Regions from separate parts of the Homo sapiens genome. Here regions 2, 3 and 4 are each linked to region 1. The links are chromatin contacts, found by Hi-C or POLR2A ChIA-PET in ENCODE. All regions are on one chromosome and are shown on one strand. Each heading gives the region's core, a stretch centred on a gene start or an enhancer-like site at or near the end of the contact. The rest is flanking DNA. Distances are from core to core; before and after follow the strand shown.

Evidence for each region. A loop is a pair of places that touch in the nucleus more often than their neighbours do. ChIA-PET counts read pairs that join two places held with the same protein, here RNA polymerase II (POLR2A). Pooled maps may share reads with other maps.
Region 2: a loop to region 1 is called in a pooled map, with 2.3 times the contacts of the local background. The contact joins the promoter of SLC2A3 here to the promoter of CDKN1B in region 1. A Hi-C loop is called at or near these places in 4 of 50 pooled maps.
Region 3: a pooled map shows a loop between it and region 1 (4-fold over the local background). The contact joins the enhancer-like site here to the promoter of CDKN1B in region 1. A Hi-C loop is called at or near these places in 6 of 50 pooled maps. POLR2A ChIA-PET finds 5 or more read pairs at or near these places in 2 of 52 experiments (activated CD8-positive, alpha-beta memory T cell and activated T-cell).
Region 4: a pooled map shows a loop between it and region 1 (2.7-fold over the local background). The contact joins the promoter of RIMKLB here to the promoter of CDKN1B in region 1. A Hi-C loop is called at or near these places in 6 of 50 pooled maps. POLR2A ChIA-PET finds 5 or more read pairs at or near these places in 2 of 52 experiments (OCI-LY7 and PC-9).

What each region holds. Positions count from the first base shown.
Region 1 is chr12:12,713,683-12,718,617 of GRCh38, reverse strand. It overlaps CDKN1B (cyclin dependent kinase inhibitor 1B), which reads right to left and starts at 1,250. Exons shown (of 3, transcript NM_004064.5): 1 at 304-1,250. The coding sequence starts at 778. It also overlaps a transcript of GPR19 not described here. RefSeq lists silencers at 684-872, 1,297-1,866 and enhancers at 1,047-1,146, 1,227-1,276, 3,533-3,612, 3,623-3,672, 3,793-3,922 and 2 more.
Region 2 is chr12:7,933,730-7,938,664 of GRCh38, reverse strand. SLC2A3 (solute carrier family 2 member 3) reads left to right here and starts at 2,478. Exons shown (of 10, transcript NM_006931.3): 1 at 2,478-2,645; 2 at 4,763-4,855. The coding sequence starts at 2,631. RefSeq lists a cis regulatory region at 104-451, a silencer at 2,300-2,349 and an enhancer at 3,417-4,370.
Region 3 is chr12:7,958,782-7,963,716 of GRCh38, reverse strand. It overlaps LOC124902871 (a long non-coding RNA gene), which reads left to right. Exons shown (of 2, transcript XR_007063198.1): 2 at 1-103. Among named protein-coding and RNA genes, the nearest start is that of SLC2A3, 25 kb to the right of the region's middle. RefSeq lists cis regulatory regions at 2,674-3,008, 3,781-3,906 and an enhancer at 4,842-4,935. Within about 2 kb of position 2,861, at least 34 of the 41 ENCODE cell types and tissues checked have a DNase peak (open chromatin) inside an H3K27ac peak, as active enhancers do.
Region 4 is chr12:8,695,052-8,699,986 of GRCh38, reverse strand. RIMKLB (ribosomal modification protein rimK like family member B) reads right to left here and starts at 1,996. Exons shown (of 6, transcript NM_001297776.2): 1 at 1,690-1,996. RefSeq lists silencers at 1,392-1,561, 2,092-2,191 and an enhancer at 1,201-2,167.

The DNA of each region.
Region 1 (4,935 bases), core at 1-2,500:
CCCTAGCCAGGAGGCGGACCGTTGATAAACATCCCAACTTTGTCACATACCTAGGAGTTGCTAGTGAGAGGGACCGCGATGTATTAAGTTAGGGAAATTATCGGATCTTACCATCTCCAGTTTCTGACTTAAAAGTCACAAACAGACAAGCAGTGGGCCAGGTAGCACTGAACACCTAAGACCAATAAAGTTAGCTCTCCCAAAGCTAAATCAGAATACGCCGAAAAGCAAGCTAAGGTTAACACCCTCCAGCAGGCAAAGCGGGGCCCCAAACACATTCTATGGTTGGGAAAGGGTCATTACCGTCGGTTGCAGGTCGCTTCCTTATTCCTGCGCATTGCTCCGCTAACCCCGTCTGGCTGTCCGACGGATCAGTCTTTGGGTCCACCAAATGCGTGTCCTCAGAGTTAGCCGGAGCCCCAATTAAAGGCGCCGCCGGGCGGCTCCCGCTGACATCCTGGCTCTCCTGCGCCGGCACCTTGCAGGCACCTTTGGGGGGCCGCGGGGGTCTGTAGTAGAACTCGGGCAAGCTGCCCTTCTCCACCTCTTGCCACTCGTACTTGCCCTCTAGGGGTTTGTGATTCTGAAAATCGAAATTCCACTTGCGCTGGCTCGCCTCTTCCATGTCTCTGCAGTGCTTCTCCAAGTCCCGGGTTAACTCTTCGTGGTCCACCGGGCCGAAGAGGTTCCTGCAGGCCGAGGGCTTGGGGTGCTCCGCCTGCCTGGCGTCCATCCGCTCCAGGCTAGGGCTCCCGTTAGACACTCGCACGTTTGACATCTTTCTCCCGGGTCTGCACGACCGCCTCTCTCGCACTCTCAAAAAAACAAAACCGAACAAAACAAAGCGCCCCTACGCAGCCCGAACCCCTCTCGGAAGCCCAGCGACTGCCCTCGGAGCCAAAAGACACAGACCCCGACGAGCCACGGCCCGAGCTCTAGGAGCGCGCAGGGGCTGCGGGGAAGCCCCGGCCCGGCCGCCGAGTCTCCGCTGATCAAATGGACTGGCGAGCGGGAGGGCGGAGAGGAGAGGGGACCAGGCAAGCGGAGAGGGTGGCAAAGCCCGTCCGAGTCTGGGCGGGTGCAAGCCCGCGGGTCCCGCGAACCCAGCCGCTCTCCAAACCTTGCCGGCGTCGGAGTCGCAGAGCCGTGAGCAAGCGGGGACAGGGGAGGGGGAGAAAAACACCCCGAAAAGACGAGCCCCCTTTTTTTAGTGGCCCAATATGGCGGTGGAAGGGAGGCTGACGAAGAAGAAAATGATTGACACGGCGAGTCTATTTAAACAGAGGAGGAGATCCATTGGTTGCGGCGGCGGGAGCCGCCCCGCCGAGGCTGGCGAGCGCGGCCTTAAGGTGGCCCCGGCGCGGTTCCGCCACCTCCCCTCGTTCCCGAGCGCGCCGCCTCCCCGAGCGCCGCCGGGAGATTGGCTGGTCGCGTGACTGCTGGAGGGGTACTGCTGCCAACAAACCTGCTCTGGCTGGCCTCGGAGAAATTAAAATTAAGACAAACAAACTAGCCAAACGGCCGGGAACCTGGGGCGGGGCCTGAGGTTCGGGGCCCGGCGCTGCGTTGGCGGGTTCGCCGCGGCGCCTAAGCCCCGACCTCCCTCCCGCTCCTCGCCCGGGAAGCCGGGACCTGGACCAGAGGACCGCGAAGGTCGCCGGCAGCTCGCTAGGAGCCGGGGTGGCGAGCTGCCCCCAGCTCGGCCCTCCCCAGCGGCCCCCACCTCGTGGTCTGCGGGGGAGGCCGCGGAGCGTTTGCTGGGGGGGCTGGGCGCCCCCCCGCCGGCGTGCCTTTGCTGGGGGCTGGTGGAGGCAGTGGGCAATGGTTCGCTCAGCCTTAACCCAGAAGTTTCTGCCATCCCTGGGGAGGCTGGGGGCCTAGGGAAGAAGCCAAAGCGAACGTCTTTCTTTTAGAAATTAGCCAGGAGTAGACGCGGCACTTATCATGAACTCAAGCTCTCCCTCAATGAAAATAAGAAAGGAACTCAAGATTAAAAAAAAAAAACAAAAAACTCTAGTCTCTCAAGTCCCTTAATAAACTTTGTAGCTGTCTCAGACACGTTTAGTTTTGAAAAACGAGGGTACACCCCTGGCCCAGGATCTTCCTTCCCAAGCACAGTTAAGGCCATGGACATTGGCTGCGTGTGGGAACTCGTCCCTTTCTACTTTTCTGTTCTTTCCCGGGATTGTAGCAGTTTCCTCTACCTGAGTCCAGCCGCCAAATACAACAGCTCCTTCCTTCCTCCACCCTTCTCTCTCACCAGATTTCACTGCTCCAACAAACTCAGAACAATATTCAGATGCTAGTGAATGCTTTCAGAGGGCTGAAGGGTGAAAATACTCCCCTCGGGGTCAAACTCCAGATGATGAAATGATTTTTAAAACACCACAACCATGTCCTAACGTCCGATACTAGTATTCCAGCGTTTCTCTTCTCCCTTTTGCAGCTGGAAATTTCTCTCTCAGTGTGGGCTTGAGCACCGTGGTGGAAGGTAAAGTAGGACGATGAGCAGGGCTGCCCTGAGACAAAGCTCAGTGGATCTTCAACTGCCTCCCCACCCCCATGCCCGGTACCCATCATCTTGGTTTGAGCCAAAGTTAATGCATTTTACTGGAAACCAACCTTCCGTTCTAATATTACACAGCAGCAAAGTTTTCTTAAGCACCTATGCTACAGATGAGCTTGATGTGTAGCTTGTTTTCTTAGCCACATCTTGTCCACTTTGTGTGCCTACCTCATCTCATACGCTCCAGAATGTGACAGCTGGAAGGGACCCTCGGGACCCTGTGGTTTAACCCTCTCCTTTTTACCACGGAGGAAATCGAGACTCAGAGAGGTTTCCTGTCCAGGGACATGCATTCGGTTGGTACCGGAGTCAGGACTAGATGCAAGTCTCCTAACACTCAGGTTGGTTCATTTTCTGTTCCTTTCCTTCCTAATGGTTCTCACTGGTTCAGGGTTTTGTCTGAGTTTGATTGTGCTGTAGTCTGCAGGTCCTGCTGTCTTACAAGTGACTGAAAATGGCTCCTTCCCAGGCCCTGGGTTGCCTGCAGATGTTTCCTTGATGTGGCCTGTGGTCACTGATATTTAAATGCAGCTGTCTTGAGCCTGTGGTATCACCATCCACTAGTTCAACTAAAATTGAAGGACAGGGGTTGATACCCAGAGAACAGTAAAGGGGGCAGTGCCCAGAACTAGTTTTCAAGTCAGGACTTCCTACCTAACTGACAGAAAAGAATTCACCTAGGATCAAGCAAGAGGTCTCATCCTCTTTAGTTTTTCTACTTTTAAGGCTGTCAATTTATTGGACTGCAGACTGGGGGAAAAGGAACAGGAAAATTAGGGTAGGCCTCCCTACCATAATTTATACCTTACCCTAGAAATTAGATAATTGTCCAAATTTTAAAACAATTGCTAGACAACACAGGAACTCTATATATGTGCATCTATCCATATGCATAAACACCCAAACTACCACATGTATGTAAATGGAGACATTCTAGAGTAGTTCACCTTGCCACAGAAGTTTGATTTTACTCATGGAATTCATGTCTTATATGGAAGTGGAAAATAAACACTTCGATCCCCTTCACATGCTGAATCTTTCAACTAATATGTAGGAGCACCATTTTGTCGCTTTGTTGTTGTTGATCTCGAAAAGTAAGCAAGTCACAGTCACACCACCTTAAGAAGTCTGGCTGCCAGCAGAAAGGCTGTGCTTACATCGACCTCACAATGATCTAAAGTGTTTTGTTTACAGTCAAGGCACCGGAGATCTGTACAGCAAATAATGAGAACGCAGGCGTCTGCTGTAGTAGCGACGACGCGTGAAAAAAAATACTATGGAGTCCCTGAAGGAACAGGGAGCGTAGAGATCAGAGCGCCATCCTTCTGCAAAGTGGGCAGCTGCAAGCGAGTAAGCCAGGGGGAAAATTTTCAGATAAACAGTGTTAAAGGTGGACCCTGGTAAAAGACGGAAAGCTCTACACTGCACTGCTCTAAAGTGAGCTGTTTCCCCAAAACCCCCAGTCCTGCGTGATGTTTTGGTTGCCATTTTCACTGCTGTTTTCCTACTTAGGGCTGAGAAGCGTCCCATAAGCCATCCCAGATTTCTGTAATCTTCACAACCTGAGGAGAGAGGCAAAGACCAAAATAACTTAAGAGAAAACACCTGTGTCATAGACAAGTGTTCAGATGGGGTGAATGAGCAAGCCGCCAGCGTCGCCAGCTCCCAGATGCAGCGCTCTCACCCAAGTTCTGCAGCCCCAAATGTTTCTGCGAAGGTTCACGGTTCCTTGCCCAGCTGCCCCTCCCACCGCAAGCACACAGTTTCAGTCCTTCCTCGAGGATGTTTATAATGAGGCAGCACTCAACTCCACCATTCTTCTAAGCTCACATATTTTTAGACTTTGGGAATTTCACAGTCATCTCCTTCTGACACTTTTAATTCAATTTCACAAATATTTACGGAGCACCTTCTATTAATTTGCTTATTCCTTCTTTCTTTCAACAAATATTTATTGAGTGCCTCCTCTATGCCAGACATTATCCTTAGGCTCTGGGAACACAGAAGTAAACAAACAGATTTAAACTAGAATGATGCTGACATTCCAAAAAGGGGAGAGGAGACAGAAAATGAACACAGCACATGAAAGAAGTACATACTATGTAAGGAGGTGAAAAATGCTATGGAGAAACAATAAGCGGAGAGGGAAAAGGAAGTGTTTCAAGGATCACAATGTGAATAAGTGGTCAGGGAAGGCCTCATGGAGAAAGTGGCCTTTGAGGCCAGGTGCAGTGGCTCACACCTGTAATCCCAGCACTTTGGGAGGCAGAGGCAGGTGGATCACTTGATGTCAGGAGTTCAAGACCAGCCTGGCCAACATGATGAAACTCATCTCTACTACAAATACAAACATTAGCTGGGCATGGTAG
Region 2 (4,935 bases), core at 1,229-3,728, 4.8 Mb after region 1:
GTACAAAAAAGTAAACTATTAATTTTTATATTGAATGCATGCTGAAATGACAATGTTTTGGATATATTGGGTTAAATAAAATAATTATGAAAAAAATTTATCTTGTTTCTTTTAAAATTTTTAGTGTGGCTACTAGAAACCATAATGTGACATGCTCATATTATATTTCTATTGGACAGCACTGCCCTTTGGGATATCCTTTTTCCTTTAGATACTAAATTCAGTTGCTGTGGTGACTAAAGGGGCCTCTGGCTCAGCATTTCCTGGAAGGCAATGGTGAGATGGGGGAGGGGAGTTGTCATCAAATCAGATTTTAACAATATCCTCGTTAAAGCAAAGGAAGCAACAGTAATCTAGTTTTCTCGGGTCCAGCAGTATCAATTTGAATTCTAGGCCCTCAACCAAAACCCTAAAGGAAGATACACTTTCTCCAATTCACCACTGGGAAAAAGTTTATCTCTTTACCAAGCGTCCTTCACCCACCCTGCCACCTCCAGTACTGAAAGGGTTGCAAGCTACAAATGAATGGGCATTAGGAATTTGATAGTTGATATTCCTCCTCCAAAAAAGCCTAGATACTATCTCTCACTTACCCAGCTGTTTAAACACAAACCAAGTTGTTTTGCTTTGTTTACTCTCAACCTGGAACCACTCTTCTCTCTCCCCGATTATCCCTCCCTCAGTTCTCATTCCTATTTTCTTCTCCTGCTTAGCTTGTTCAGTTTTCTTGTATAGCTTAGTAATCAGATACTTATGTAACACTTTTCTTTCAAGAAACTCACAGTCCATAACTAATAGGATATTAATAATCTTTTCCAGTTATGTGAGAATTACTTGCCCTAGTCCCTTTTTATACTTTATAAAAAGGGAAGAAGGGAAACACTATAAATGACTTGTGGGTCAGAACTCTTTTGTCCTATTATTCTTTTTTTTTTTTTTTTTTGAGACGGATTCTTGCTCTGTCGCCCAGGCTGGAGTGCAGTGGCGCTGTCTTGGCTCACTGCAAGCTCCGCCTGCCGCGTTCACGCCATTCTCCTGTCTCAGCCTCCCGAGTAGCTGGGACTGCAGGCGCCCGCCACCATGCCCGGCTAATTTTTTTTTTTTTTTTTTTTTTTTTTGTATTTTTAGTAGAGAATGGTTTCACCGTGTTAGCCAGGATGGTCTTGATCTCCTGACCTCGTGATCCGCCCACCTCGGCCTCCCAAAGTGCTGGGATTACAGGCGTGAGCCACCGCGCCCGGCCTTTTTTTCTATTATTCACTGAAGAATCACCAGCTTCTTGGAGAGTACCTGATACATAGCGTGTATTCGGCAAATACCTGCTTAATTGAATTCGGTATTTATTGCATTTCTAGATGCTATAAGCTTGAGACTAGCAGAAAGTGATGCAGAATTCAGAATGGGTGATATGGCAAATGCCTTATTAAATATAGGGCTCGGCGCGGTGGCTCACACTTGTAATCCCAGCACTTTGGGAGGCCAAGGCGGGCAGATCACAAGGTCAGGAGTTTGAGACCAGCCTGGCCAATATGGTGAAACCCCGTCTTTACTAAAAATACAAAAATTAGCGGGGCGTGGTGGCGGGCGCCTATAGTCCCAGCTACTCGGGAGGCTGAGGCAGGAGAATTGCTTGAACCCGGGAGGCGGAGGTTGCAGTGAGCCGAGATCGCACCACTGCACTCCAGCCTGGGCGACAGAGAGAGACTCCATATCAAAAAAAAAAAAAAAAAAAAAAAAAGGATATGGATTGTATTCCATAAACAGTTGAACCTCTTATTCCTACTGCCCTGATAGTTGGTCTGGCTCCTAGAAATTCAGATTTTCTTCCCTCCAGGTGAGATTATGCGAAGAAAGGAACACTGGCAAAATTATTTCCCTGATTTTCTTCTCTCAGGCTGTCTTTCCCTCCCCTTTAAGATTGTGTACTCCGTCTCAAAAAAAAAAGAAAAAAAAAAGATTGTAGACCCAGCCTATAAATTCATAGGATCAAGAATTCTTACTAACACTCTTTCTAACAACCTTAAATCTCTGATAGTAGCACCCACTTGACTTCGTTTTGTATGGATAGATTTATTCTAATCTCTCTGTAGATTGTTTTAATCCCAAGCAGATGCGAGAGCATAAAATAGTGTATTTGCCCTCCCTCCAGGCTTTTCTGGTAGTATTTTGTCTGTGAAACTAAGAGGCTCTAGCTGCTATTAGAAGAGGGAAGGAGTAAGGATGAGCTTTTGAAAAAAAAAAAAAAAAAAAAACCCAGGGTGGAGAGAGTGGAAGGATGTGGTTTTAAGAGAGGGGGGAGGGAGGGCGTTATTGTCTGTGGGGCGGGGGCGGGGGTAGTTCTGATAACACAGAATTCCGAGAGATCACAAGATTGCTTCAGGGGGGTGGGGTGGGGTGGGGTGGGGCTGGGGGCTTGTCGCCCTTTCAGGCTCCACCCTTTGCGGAGATTATAAATAGTCATGATCCCAGCGAGACCCAGAGATGCTGTAATGGTAAGACTTTGGATCCTTCCTGAGGACGTGGAGAAAACTTGCTGCTGAGAAGGACATTTTGAAGGTTTTGTTGGCTGAAAAAGCTGTTTCTGGAATCACCCCTAGATCTTTCTTGAAGACTTGAATTAGATTACAGCGATGGGGACACAGAAGGTAAGAATGATATAATTACTGGTTATTTTTGCTTGTTTGGGATACACTCAGAAAGGCAAATATTAATGGTAATCTCCTTGTTCTATTTTCTCCTAAGTCACCAAGCTATCTTAAGGCCTTTTCATTTCGTCTCTAGCCTGCACTGCTGCCGCTTCATCAGTTCTCTTTGAATGTCATACAGTTCTGTTCACCTTATCATAGGAAAGTCACCCGGAGAAGTTGTGTTTGCTTCTCAGGTTTATTTTAGGTAACCATATGCCACTGAGGACGAGATGGTTGAGTGTTTAGAGGATCGGGCTGCTTGGTTGTATGGATTACAAGTGTGGGTCTCAGAGCCAGTGTGAAGACTTCTCTGGAAGCATTAGACCTTGAAAAGGTCTGTGTTTGGAGGCACAGGCCAGGGTCTGGCCATCTGTTTGTCCTATAACATATGGGGTTCGTGGATGCTAAGGAGAAAGAATTCCAGTTGTCCTTCCTATTAGGGTTAAAATCGTGAGTGCAGGACATACTAAAATATTGAGTGTTGTATATGCATTATTTGCAGGGAGAAAGGCTTTTCTTTTTTTTCTGATTGAGTTTTACTCTTGTTGCCCAGGCTGGAGTGCAATGGAGCGACCGCAGCTCACCACAGCCTCCGCCTCCCGGGTTCAAGCGATTCTCCTGCCTCAGCCTCCTGAGTAGCTGAGATTACAGGCATGAACCACCGGGCCCGGCTAATTTTGTATTTTTAGTAGAGACGGGGTTTCTCTATGTTGGTCAGGCTGGTCTCGACTCCCGACCTCAGGCGATCCGCCGGCCTCGGCCTCCCAAGGTGCTGAGATTACAGGCATGAGCCACTGCGCGCAGCAAGAAAGGCATTTTTTACCAAGATAAATTTAACTAAAAATAAGGGGCCAGGTGTGGTGGGTCACACCTATAACCCCAGCATTTGGGAAACCAAGGCAGGAGGATCACATGAGGCCTGGAGTTTGAGACTAGCCTTGGGCAATATAGTGAGATCCCATCTCTACAAAGCAGAAAGAAAGAAAATGTAGGAAAATAAGAAAGGGATGGAAAATTATGAGACTAAAGAAGAAAAGGCTCTCAAAGATAGTGAATGATGAGAGGAGACAGAAGAGATTTTTACTAAACGGAAAAAGATTTAACAGAGCATTGCACTGGCAGGGCCCTCCGGGGTACCGATGCTTAGCTGGGACTGAGACATCTGGGAGGCTGCAGGCAAGGTCACTTCTCCTGCTGAAGCTCCCAGCCTGCTGCCTAATCTGCCCGACCTGAAAGGAAAGGAGTTTAAGATATGAAAGGTTGAAGGGATTTTGGGTGGTGGGGTGGGGGGGAATGGCGTAGAAGTTGGCCTCAGGTATAAAAATTGAGCTGCCCCAAGGTAGAAATGGAAAATGTCTCGCCCGGCTGAATTATTCCAGGCAAGGTGAAGATGACCGGTTCTCCCCACTAAGAAATGTCTCTTATATGTTGGGTTCGCCCTTATATGTTGGGTTCAGAGTAAGTACTTTCTTCCCCTGCGCGGGAGTTAGGGATAGCAGAACTGTATTTAATAAACGAAGACTGAAATGGGGCCAGGATGCAGTGAGTAGATCCAGTAGGTTACATGGTCCTGAGAGATAAGAGACTCAAAGAGCCACCCAGCAGTGAAGACACAAACTACCACCCCCTCCACCACCACCAGTGGGCTTCCGTGGAGTCTGGGGTACAGATCAGACTGCACTGTATTTGTTTCCAGAATGGTCAATTCTTAGTAATCCTACCCGAGACTGTCTTTTTCTCTGCCCTCCCAGTTCGTGAGTGGAATTCTATGCCTACATTTGCCTGATGCAAGTTTTTAAATATTTCCAAACTGACCAACCCAGTTTCTCTTAACTTCTTCCTTCCCCAATTTTCTTTCATTTTTACCAAGTTAACTTCACATTCTTATCTCCAGATAAGTTCTTTAGTATAATCTATTCCTTTGTCTTCCCCATTAATTACCTAAATCTCATTGGATGTTCTTTTCATACCACTCATAACTCAAATTCTCCTAATACAGCTCCATAATTAATAAGAAACAGTCATCAATCACAAGTTTTAAGGACTATTCTCTCCTCTGTCTTCCCTCCCTCCAGGTCACCCCAGCTCTGATATTTGCCATCACAGTTGCTACAATCGGCTCTTTCCAATTTGGCTACAACACTGGGGTCATCAATGCTCCTGAGAAGGTGAGTGCCAGGCCACAATAATTAGAATTTAGAATAGGGAAGTTATTCCTTTAAGTAGGGTTTCAGGAATTCAGAATTTA
Region 3 (4,935 bases), core at 1,612-4,111, 4.8 Mb after region 1:
ACTACCCACTCTGACCATATGTAGTGCAAAAGCAGCCCTTGACAATATATAAATGAATGAACGTGAATGTATTTCAATAAAGCTTTACTTGTGGACACTGAAATTTGAATTTTATATCATTTTCACAAGCCACAAAATAATTATTTTGATTCCCCCCCACCCTCAATCATTTAAAAATGCAAAAATCATTCTTAGTTTATGTGTGGTGATAGACAGGTGTTGGGCTTGATTTGGACCCAGTGCCATAGTTTCAGACCCCTGGTTTAACTGAACTGAAAGGTAATCAGCTCTGCAAAGCCATTATTACTGAAGGAGACTCCCCCTTTTTTCCCTTTGACGTTTCTTCTTTGCAGACAGAACACTGATAAGTAGCAAGAGCTTTCCTTCCCTTATCCAGCCTCCCTGCCTGGCATCCTCAACTTCCTTTCACCTTCTCTCTAGAGCCTAAGAATAGAATCTTTACTAAACTCGCGGGGGAGAATGTCTCCCTTTTCCTACAACCCTTGAACAGCCACTTATCGTCAGTCTCCAGATGTCTTGCACCCAGGACACATGCTTCCTGTTTATGACAAGCTGCCTAAGAAGGGGCAAGAACAGGCTCCATTTCTAGGCGTAAAAGGGTAGGATAGACGTGGATGGAGAAAGAGTGGCTATCCCGGATTCTTTTTTCTTTTCTTTTTTTTGAGGCGGAGTCTCGCTTTGTCGTCCAGTCTGCAGTGCAGTGGCGGTGCGACGTCGGCTCACTGCAACCTCCGCCTCCCGGGTTCAAGCGATTCTCCTGCCTCAGCCTCCTGAGTAGCTGGGACTACAAGCGCGCACCACCACACCCGGCTAATTTTTGTATTTTTAGTAGAGAAGGCGTTTCACCATATTGGCCAGGCTGATCTCGGACTCTTGACCTCGTGATCCGCCCACCTCGAACTCCCAAAGTGGTGGGATTACAGGCGTGAGCCACCGCGCCCGGCCCCGGATTCTTTCTTCTTAACATACATTGGATATATTTCTCTTAATCTACAACAATGTAGTATACTATAGTATAGTATGGACAACTAGTTCTGCCCCAAACTGTGGGTCCTTGAGCAAATTACTTAGAGATTTCTTGGTGTAAATGAGGATGACAATAGCAAATTTTAAATATTGTTATGAATTATAAATGAGGTAACAGAAGAAACTGACAGTTTGATTTATCAAGTACCTATTTCTACCACTACAGAGACGAATGTTTCTGTGATGATTTGATTAAGCTCCTCACATCTACTTCGAGTATGTTTGGAAAGTCTAAATTTAGATCGTTAAGAAGAATGGTGGTGGGGGTGGGGCGGAGGCTCGGTGGCTCACACCTATAATCCCAGCACTTTGGGAGGCTGAGGCAGGTGGATCACCTGAGGTCGGGAGTTTGAGACCAGCCTGACCAACATGGAGAAACCCCATCTCTACTAAAAATACAAAATTAGCTGGGCGTGGTGGTGCACGCCTGTAATCCCAGCTGCTCGGGAGGCTGAGGCAGGAGAATCCCTTGAACCCAGGAGGTGGAGGTTGCAGTGAGCTGAGATTGCACCATTGCACTCCAGCCTGAGCGACAGAGCAAGGCTCTGTCTCGAGAACAACAACAAAAAAGAAATAAAACGTAAAAATGAATACATAGCCTCATCCCAGTAGAATTTAAATTCTATGCAAACAGGAAATGGAGTTCTCCTACCACACCATAGTATCCTCAGAATATAAACTGGGTTTGGCAACATAGTAGATCTGTATAAATAAACGAACCCAGACTTATATCCCCTTGTGGATTTTTCAGGCCATTTGTCTTTCTTATTCACTCTTGTTGTCACTACGTTAGTCTGCTGCTGTTTATTAATAGTATCTAGGGGAAGAAGGCCAGAGAATATCAAGGTAAGGTCCACAGCCTTTAAAGGGCCACTTGTCAGGGTATAAGATTTCATGGGTTATCTCTTAATTTTGAATTTCATTTTTTAAAAATTATAAACTTGCTTATTTTCCATTAGCTTAAAGCAGCCACTTACATGTAATTGGAATTAAGCTGGATTTTAAAATTTACCTGGGGTTCGCTCACGCCTGTAATCCTAGCACGTTGGGAGGCCAGGGTGGATCAGTTGAGCCCAGGAGTTCGAGACCACCCTGGGCAACATGGTGAAGCCTTGTCACTACAAATGATACAAACATTAGCTGGACATGGTGGCATGTGCTTATAGTCTCCGCTACTCAGGAGGCTGAGGCAGGAGGATCACTTGGGCCCAGCAGGTCGAGGCTGCAGTGAGCTGAGATCGTGACACTGCACTCCAGCCAGCTCCTTTTTGCAACAGAGAAAGACCCTGTCTCCAAAAAATAAATAAAGAAAATAAATAAATCTACATGGAATCTAGTTTTTGAATATTGTGGTTGTAATCAAAGCAACTTCCCATGTCCGAACACTTAAACAGTTACAGGATTATAGGGTCAGGCCACTGAAGTCAACACTTGTTGCACACATTTTAAAAACAGGTAGAGTATTGCTGCAATAAATTTGCATTGAATCATGCAAGAAGTACTCGAGATTTTGCACTCCCATGAGATTGTGCACATCCATGCCAAACAGACCAAGAACCAAAGAGGATGAAGGAAAACAGGACGCTGAGGGAGATAAAGATGTTGTCGTATCGCTCGGTGGCATCAACAGGAGGATAAATTCCATAGGAGGAGAAGAGAAACAGAAGAACAAAGAAGGGACCAGAGTATTTGATCCGCTTTGAGTGATGGAGCTTGTCGCTCCGGAGATTCAAGATGATCTGCAACTCACGTCTGCACTTGCTTACGCAGCCTTTTACAAAAGCAAGACGCCAGCAGGCGGGGCTAACCTACAGGGTAGATACAGACAGGAAGAAATTCTTTGGTTTCTGGGCCCGCCTCATCCAAATATTTCTGTAACTGCCCTATTCAGCTGGGAGGCTAAAAATAAGAGGTCAACAGCTTGTGTTATTTGTAAGAAAAATGCATAAATTAGGGAAGACGGGTTTTTTTTGTTTTTTTTTTTCTTTGAGACAGAGTCTCGCTCTGTCGCCCAGGCTGGAGTGCAATGGCGCAATCTCGGCTCACTACAAGCTCCGCCTCCCGGGTTCATGCTATTCTCCTGCCTCAGCCTCCCGAGTAGCTGGGACTACAGGAGCCCGTCACCATGCCCGGCTAATTTTTTTGTGTTTTTAGTAGAGACGGGGTTTCACCATGTTAGCCAGGATGGTCTCGATCTCCTGACCTTGTGATCCGCCCGCCTTGGCCTCCCAAAGTGCTGGGATTACAGGCGTGAGCCACCGCGCCCGGCCGGGAAGCTGATTTTTCACTACACAGAAAGATTGTGTGGCACTTGTAAATGAAGTATGTATAGTAGAATATGCATCAGGTCATAGAATTACTACAAGTATAATAGCTAGAAAACTGTATAGTATGTAACAGCCACTGAATGTTAAAAATGTGTTAAATGCCTGTGGTGTCAAATGTATGGAAAAGGAAAATACACGAGTCTTTTTCACTTAAGAGAGCTTTGCCGCTGCTACTTCACATCTCTTCCTCTTCAAGTTGCTAAAGGCAAATGCTAAAATATTACAGTGACCCCTTATACAAGTGAGGGTGAAGAGTTTTTGTCTCTTCAGACTATGGCATGTTCTGAGGATTGTAGTGCTATTTTGCTTAAGTACCTTAATCAGGCACTAATGTTACCTGCCCTTTCTCTTAACTTCCCCTTGCCTGAAAGGAATTGGGGCCTCAGGCTTGAAAGGAGCTTGCTCTTTGTGATTCCACCAGGAGCCGTCCCTAAAAGTGGGAGGAGAACCTCTGTTGCAAGCAGACCACACCTGCTGTTTCCACACTAAGGCTCCTCTGCAGTGGCTTCCTCCCCACTTCCTACCACATTCAATGCCCGGAGGCCAATCTGGCTGTATTCTGAGTCTTGTACTCCTTTTTGAGACTGTGATAAGAGAGTTTGCACCTCACCGCCCCTCAAGAGTACACTAAAATACATTTGCATTCACTTTCGGGGGTATTTGCCTAGTCTATGTTATTTTTTCTTTCTTTTTTTGGGGGGGTGGGGGTGGCAGATAAAGAGGGAACAGGGTTTGACTCTGCTCCCCAGGCTGGAGGGTAGTGGCTCACTGCAGCCTCAAACTCCTGGGTTCAGGGATCCTGCCTACTCAGCCTCCGGTGTAGCTGGAACTACAGGCATGGCACCACCACACCTGGCTCATTTTTAAAGTTTTTTTGTAGAGATGAAGTCTTGCTATGTTCCCCAGGCTGGTCTCAAACTCCTGACCTCAAGCCATCCTCCCATCTCAGCCTCCTAAAGCAAGGTAATTATAGGCATAAAGCACCACACCTCCTAGCCCATTTTAGAACCCCATTTGATAAACAGCATCCTGGGGCTTCAGTAGTCTTTTTCCTCCTAGAGAACTCGGTGAATCTTTTCCAGGGAGTTAGGCTCTGCTGCACTGGAGGGTTACCAAAGTTAGGGAGAAGCCCTGTTAAAAGAATGTAGACCTTTAATTATGAAACACTGTATTGAAAAGTATCCATAGGTCAGGCACAGTGGCTCGAGCCTGTAATCCCAACACTTTGGGAGGCCGAGGTGGTTGGATTGATCACTTGAGGTTGAGGTCAGGAGTTTGAGACCAGCCTGGCCAACATGATAAAACCCTGTCTCTACTAAAAATACAAAAATTAGCCAGGCGTGGTGGTGGGCATCTGTAATCCAGGAGAATCACTGGAATCCGGGAGGTGGAGGTTGCTGTGAGCTGAGATCACGCCATTGCCTGGGTGACAGAGCGAAACTCTGTCTCAAAAGAAATTAAAAAAAAAAAAAGTGCCCATAGATTGCCATGTGCTTCTGGTTTTGAAAGCGTAGATGTGAGTCAGCTAAGCACTTCAGTCATCATGTAGCTGTTTTCCTGT
Region 4 (4,935 bases), core at 747-3,246, 4.0 Mb after region 1:
ATAAGTAGAATTTTAGCTGGTAGCCAACCGGCTAAAGATTAAACGCTCAGTTCCTTACCCCCTGCGGGGGGGCAAGGCAGGAAGAGAAAAGTGGCTCTTGACCGAGTGGAGGATTGTCTGTGACTGAATTTGCTGTTCCCCTTCTTGGCTCTGTTCTCAGAATCACAGACTGCCCCCCTCCCTGACAAGCAGACTCCAGCACCTGGTAGGGGTAAGAGAAGACAAGAGAGAAAAAAGGGAGACAGAGAAAGATAAAAAACATCAACAGCCATGTTGCCAAACTAACAACTAAATCAATGACATGAAAGAAGGAAATTAACAGCACTAACCAAGATAGAAAAGAATAAAATAGGATTACCTCAAGACAAAATAGGCCTCCTCCCCTTTGACACACTAACCAAATAAAACAGTAACCATTGGAAAAGAAATTTAACTATGATTATTTTTAAAATTAGAGGGTTGCATACTAAAATTTAGGAAATAAATGTTAAATCTCTGAGACCGGAATTTCAGAGAGTGTTTTATTCCAAATGAATATCTTAAAAGTATTCTCATAATTGCTTTTAAGAAATCATTTTTTAAAATAGAAGAAATGACCTTTAAGGTACCCAATATTGTGAAAGTAACAAAAATGAGATTTAAAAACATTTCAATTTAAATGGTTATAGTTAATAATTAAGAACACCCATAAATATAATGAACATACCAAGCCCACAAAAAAAAATCTGCATAGTAGGCTGCCCATATACTTTCTATACCTATTTAGAGTTGAACCTAACTCCACAAAGATGTGGTAACAATATATATAACTAATGGGAAAATGACAGCATACTGAAAGAATTTACATAGCAGTTGCATTGAGCATGGTTAGTGCAATAACCCCTCACAGAACAGAATTACCACCCCATCGCTATTCGCCAATACAAATGGGATAAAACAGTGAAATAACAAATGTGTGATCAGAGATAAGGACATATTAATAAGGGGAGATTGAAATTATTACCACTCTGGTTTGGGTTTTTTTTGGGGGGGGGTGAGGGGCAAGTAGTGTAATATTTACATCATGCTCAAATTTTTAAAGAATCAAAACTGGACAAGCAATTATTTGGTCATCCCCTTCTCATTCAGAGACTGTCAAAGGAAAAGATGGAATGACTGTCACACTCTCTAAAATTTACACGTAAGGAGGAAAACGTGGAATCGAATACAGTAGCTGCGGGACCGCACCACGTGATCCTCCTCCCGCGGTCGCTCCATAGAATTTGTGGGAAGGGGGGGGAGGGGGAGTGTCGCCGCAATCCCGAGGACAGGTCAGCAGCCCGCGGGTCCGACTCCAGCCGGCGTTCCCGGGGTTACCACACCCCCTCGCCGGCGGGGAAACCATACTCCTTACACGCCCGAAGTCGCCGCCCCCTCGACACGGCTCGCCCGGTCGCACGCACACGCCACGGGCCGGCGCCTCCCGGCACACGCGCGAAGGCCGGGCCCCGCCTCGCTCCCCACCGACTCCGCGGAGCGGCGACCACCGGCCTCAACTAGCCCCGGACCCCGGGCGCGCTCGGGCCGGTCCCCTCCCCGGCCCAGCCCCCGCTAATCGGGGGATCCATTCCGCTGAACTCGCCCACTCGGGAGGGCGCGCCTTCGCCTCACTGCTCTACACCCGAGGGCAACAGCGGTCGTACCGCTCACCTGGGTCGGGGGGCTCCTCCCTCGCTCTCGGCCGACTGAGCCGGGCTGGGGCCTTCGAGGAAGCGCGGGCCGCCGGGCGGCTGGAAGTGGGGGAAGGAGAGGAGGGGGAGGGGGTCGGGATACCGGGAGCCGCCTCCTTTCTCCTCCGCCGACTGCGGCTCCCGCAGGCTGGCCGGGCGTCCTCGCACACTCGCCCAGTTTCTCACAGCCTCGCGTCCCGTCAGCTTCTCCCTCACCCCACTCCCACACACTCTCACTCCCACACACTCACACCCGGCCGCTCCTCGTTCCCTCACTCGCCTGCCGCGCGCGCGCGCGACCCCGCTCACACACAGCGCGCGCGACGCCGGCGGAGACCGCCCCGCTCCCTCAGACCGAACGCCGCCCGCCCGCTTGCTGAGGAGCGGCGCGCGCCCCGGCCCCGCCCTCCTGGCGCCGCGGCGCGGCGGGCGGGGGGCGGCGGCCGGAGGAGCTGGGGGCCGGGCCAGCGCGCCGAGCACTGCCGAGCGGATCTGACACCTGCGTCGAGAGCCGCCCTCCCAGCTCCTCGCCCGCACCCGAGCCATCGCTGGCCTCGGGGGAAGAGAGGCGATGGATCGCGCGCGGGGAGCGAAAAGGGAGCGCGAGGGCGCTCCGAGGACGCGCCTCCCCACCCGCCCCCAAACCGTCTTCACTGAGAAAGGGAAACGGATGGGGGGGGTGGGGGGCGAGGTTTGCTCCCAACTCGAAACCGCGAGATTAGTCCCTTCCGTTGTACGCCCTCCCCGCCCTCACATTCCCTGCTTAGGCCCCATCAATCTGCGCCTGGAACCCCGACACGAGCCCCCTACCCCCTCGGGCGCAGGGTCCTGCCGGCATCCCGACGCCTCCCGCCCAGCCCTTCCGCCGGCCGCCGCCCGGAGTCTCCGCTTACGGTGGTTCCTCCCTCCGGTAGGCAAAGATATGGAGACAAAGATCATTCATACCTAGAAGGTCTTTATCCGGGACTGGAGTAAAGACAGTACCTCTGTATATTGAGAGGCAAATTTAAAACCACATGATAAATTTCCTGGCTGAAGCGGGTTTGGAGATACAGGCGGGGTGGATAGCGCCAGCTCTGCCCCCTAGAAACCGGCGTAAACCTTGGACAAGTTAGTTGCTACGCTTCCTCTGAGCCTTTGTTGTGAAAAGATAAAAGAGTACAGTCCGGAGTCGTTGTGAGAATGAAATGAGATATTTTAAGAGCATTTTGTAAATTCTAAAACTATGTATAAAAAATAAAAGTATAGCCCAAAGGAGGCTAAGAATATGAATGTTCAACTACGCTATTACATTTTCTTAAGGAGAAAAAAAAAGGGCTACAGACGACCTCCCAGGTTTACATGGAAGATTCACTTCCAAATAACTTCAGTCACCAGAGACACCAGGTGTGAGGTACGGTAATGTGCTCACCAGTTTGCCTTCTTGCTGGTCTCAGCCCTGTCTCAGTGACCTCAGCCAACAACTTTTCACTGCTCCTCTCCCAGTCAATTGACAATATAATTTCATTTTCTGCTTTTAAAAAATTTTTTGACTAATTTCCTTCAGCGTCTCGAGAGTCCTTTAAAAGATGTAGCATAACCCAGGGTGGTAACTTCTGGATCCAGACTGCCCGGATTGGATTTATGGTTCCACTCCCTATGTGAACCTCTGCAGTAACTTAACCTCTCTGTATCTTTATCTGCTGAGCTGTAAAAGTGAGGATAAAAATAGTCACCTACTTCATGGAGTTGTCATAAGGAGTAAATGAGTTAATAAGTATATAATATTTAACAGCTGACACAGATCAAGTGCTGTTCAAAGTGTTTAGTGCTATTATAATGTTAGGTCAGTGAGAGTAACCTAGGATAGGCGTCTAGTTGGTTTACAAAATTTAGAGGAACAAACGCCCTATAAGATAGATACACTATCTTGAGAACAAAGGGGATAAGGTCTACAGAACTAAATTGTTGCTATTTACTTCCACTCTGATATTCAGCCCCCTGGGACATAAAGTATATTCAACTCCAAGACCAAGAGAAGCATTTTGTGATCAAGGGAAGCTTGAGCACAGAGATACTAACACTGAAAATCTGACAAAATAAACACAGTGAAATTGACACAGGGAAAAAAATGTACAGAGGATCAATAATAATATTTAATTAACCTATTCCTTCAGTCCCACTCTTAAGGAATCCAATTCGTGGTAACTGCATCCCCAGAAAAAGTGGGTTGTACTGGTGAAACTGAGGATAGGAAGTATGACTATTAACTCACTTGCCACTTGCCCTTAAAAGTTGTTATTCAGGGCAGGGCGCGGTGGCTCACGCCTGTAATCCCAGCACTTTGGGAGGCTGAGGCAGGCGAATCACCTGAGGTCGGGAGTTTTGGACCAGCCTGACCAGCATAGAGAAACCTTGTCTCTACTAAAAATACAAAATTAGCCAGGCGTGATAGCGCACGCCTGTAATCCCAGCTACTCAGGAGGCTGAGGCAGGAGAATCGCTTGAACCTGGGAGGTGGAGGTTTCAGGCCGAGATGGTGCCATTGCACTCCAGCCTGGGCAACAAGAGCAAAACTCTGTCTCAAAAAAAAAAAAAAAAAAAGTTGCTATTCAATTTATTGCTTCTATGTGCCATACACATTCTAAGATATTCTCATGTATGTAACAACGTTGCTTTTGACTTAAGCTAATAGGGAGTAAAACAAAGCTCAGGAGGGTATTTAAAAAAAGCCAATGATAAGGCTTAAACACATTACCATTATCATGATATTGTTAAGATAATGTTTATGTGAGTAATGATCAAATTCATACATCATACTTTTTATATGAAGTAATAAGGGGGCAAAAATTATTTACACCATTTCCATATTGGAAACCCAAGGTTCAGAAAGGCTGTACATACATTCAGTCATAATCTTTGAGAATTCATGGTTGATATGTTTAGGCGGCTGTGGACTCACATCTCCTTTGGGTAGCAACACCTGCTCAAAAATATTTTAAGTAGTTTTTCTTGACATAATCATGCACCACACATTTTTAACCAGTGAATTAATATTTTTCAGGAAGTTCGGAGGTGTCGGGGCCGGGCGGGGCGGGGCGGGGGGGCGGGGCGGTGCGGCAATTGAATCCCCTGGGAAGACATACTATAAGTAACCTAGCATGTCTGGAGTCAGATCAATCTGATTTGAAATCCTAGCTGTATTTACTAGCAGCATGAGATTGTTGCTTAACTTCCATAAACCTCA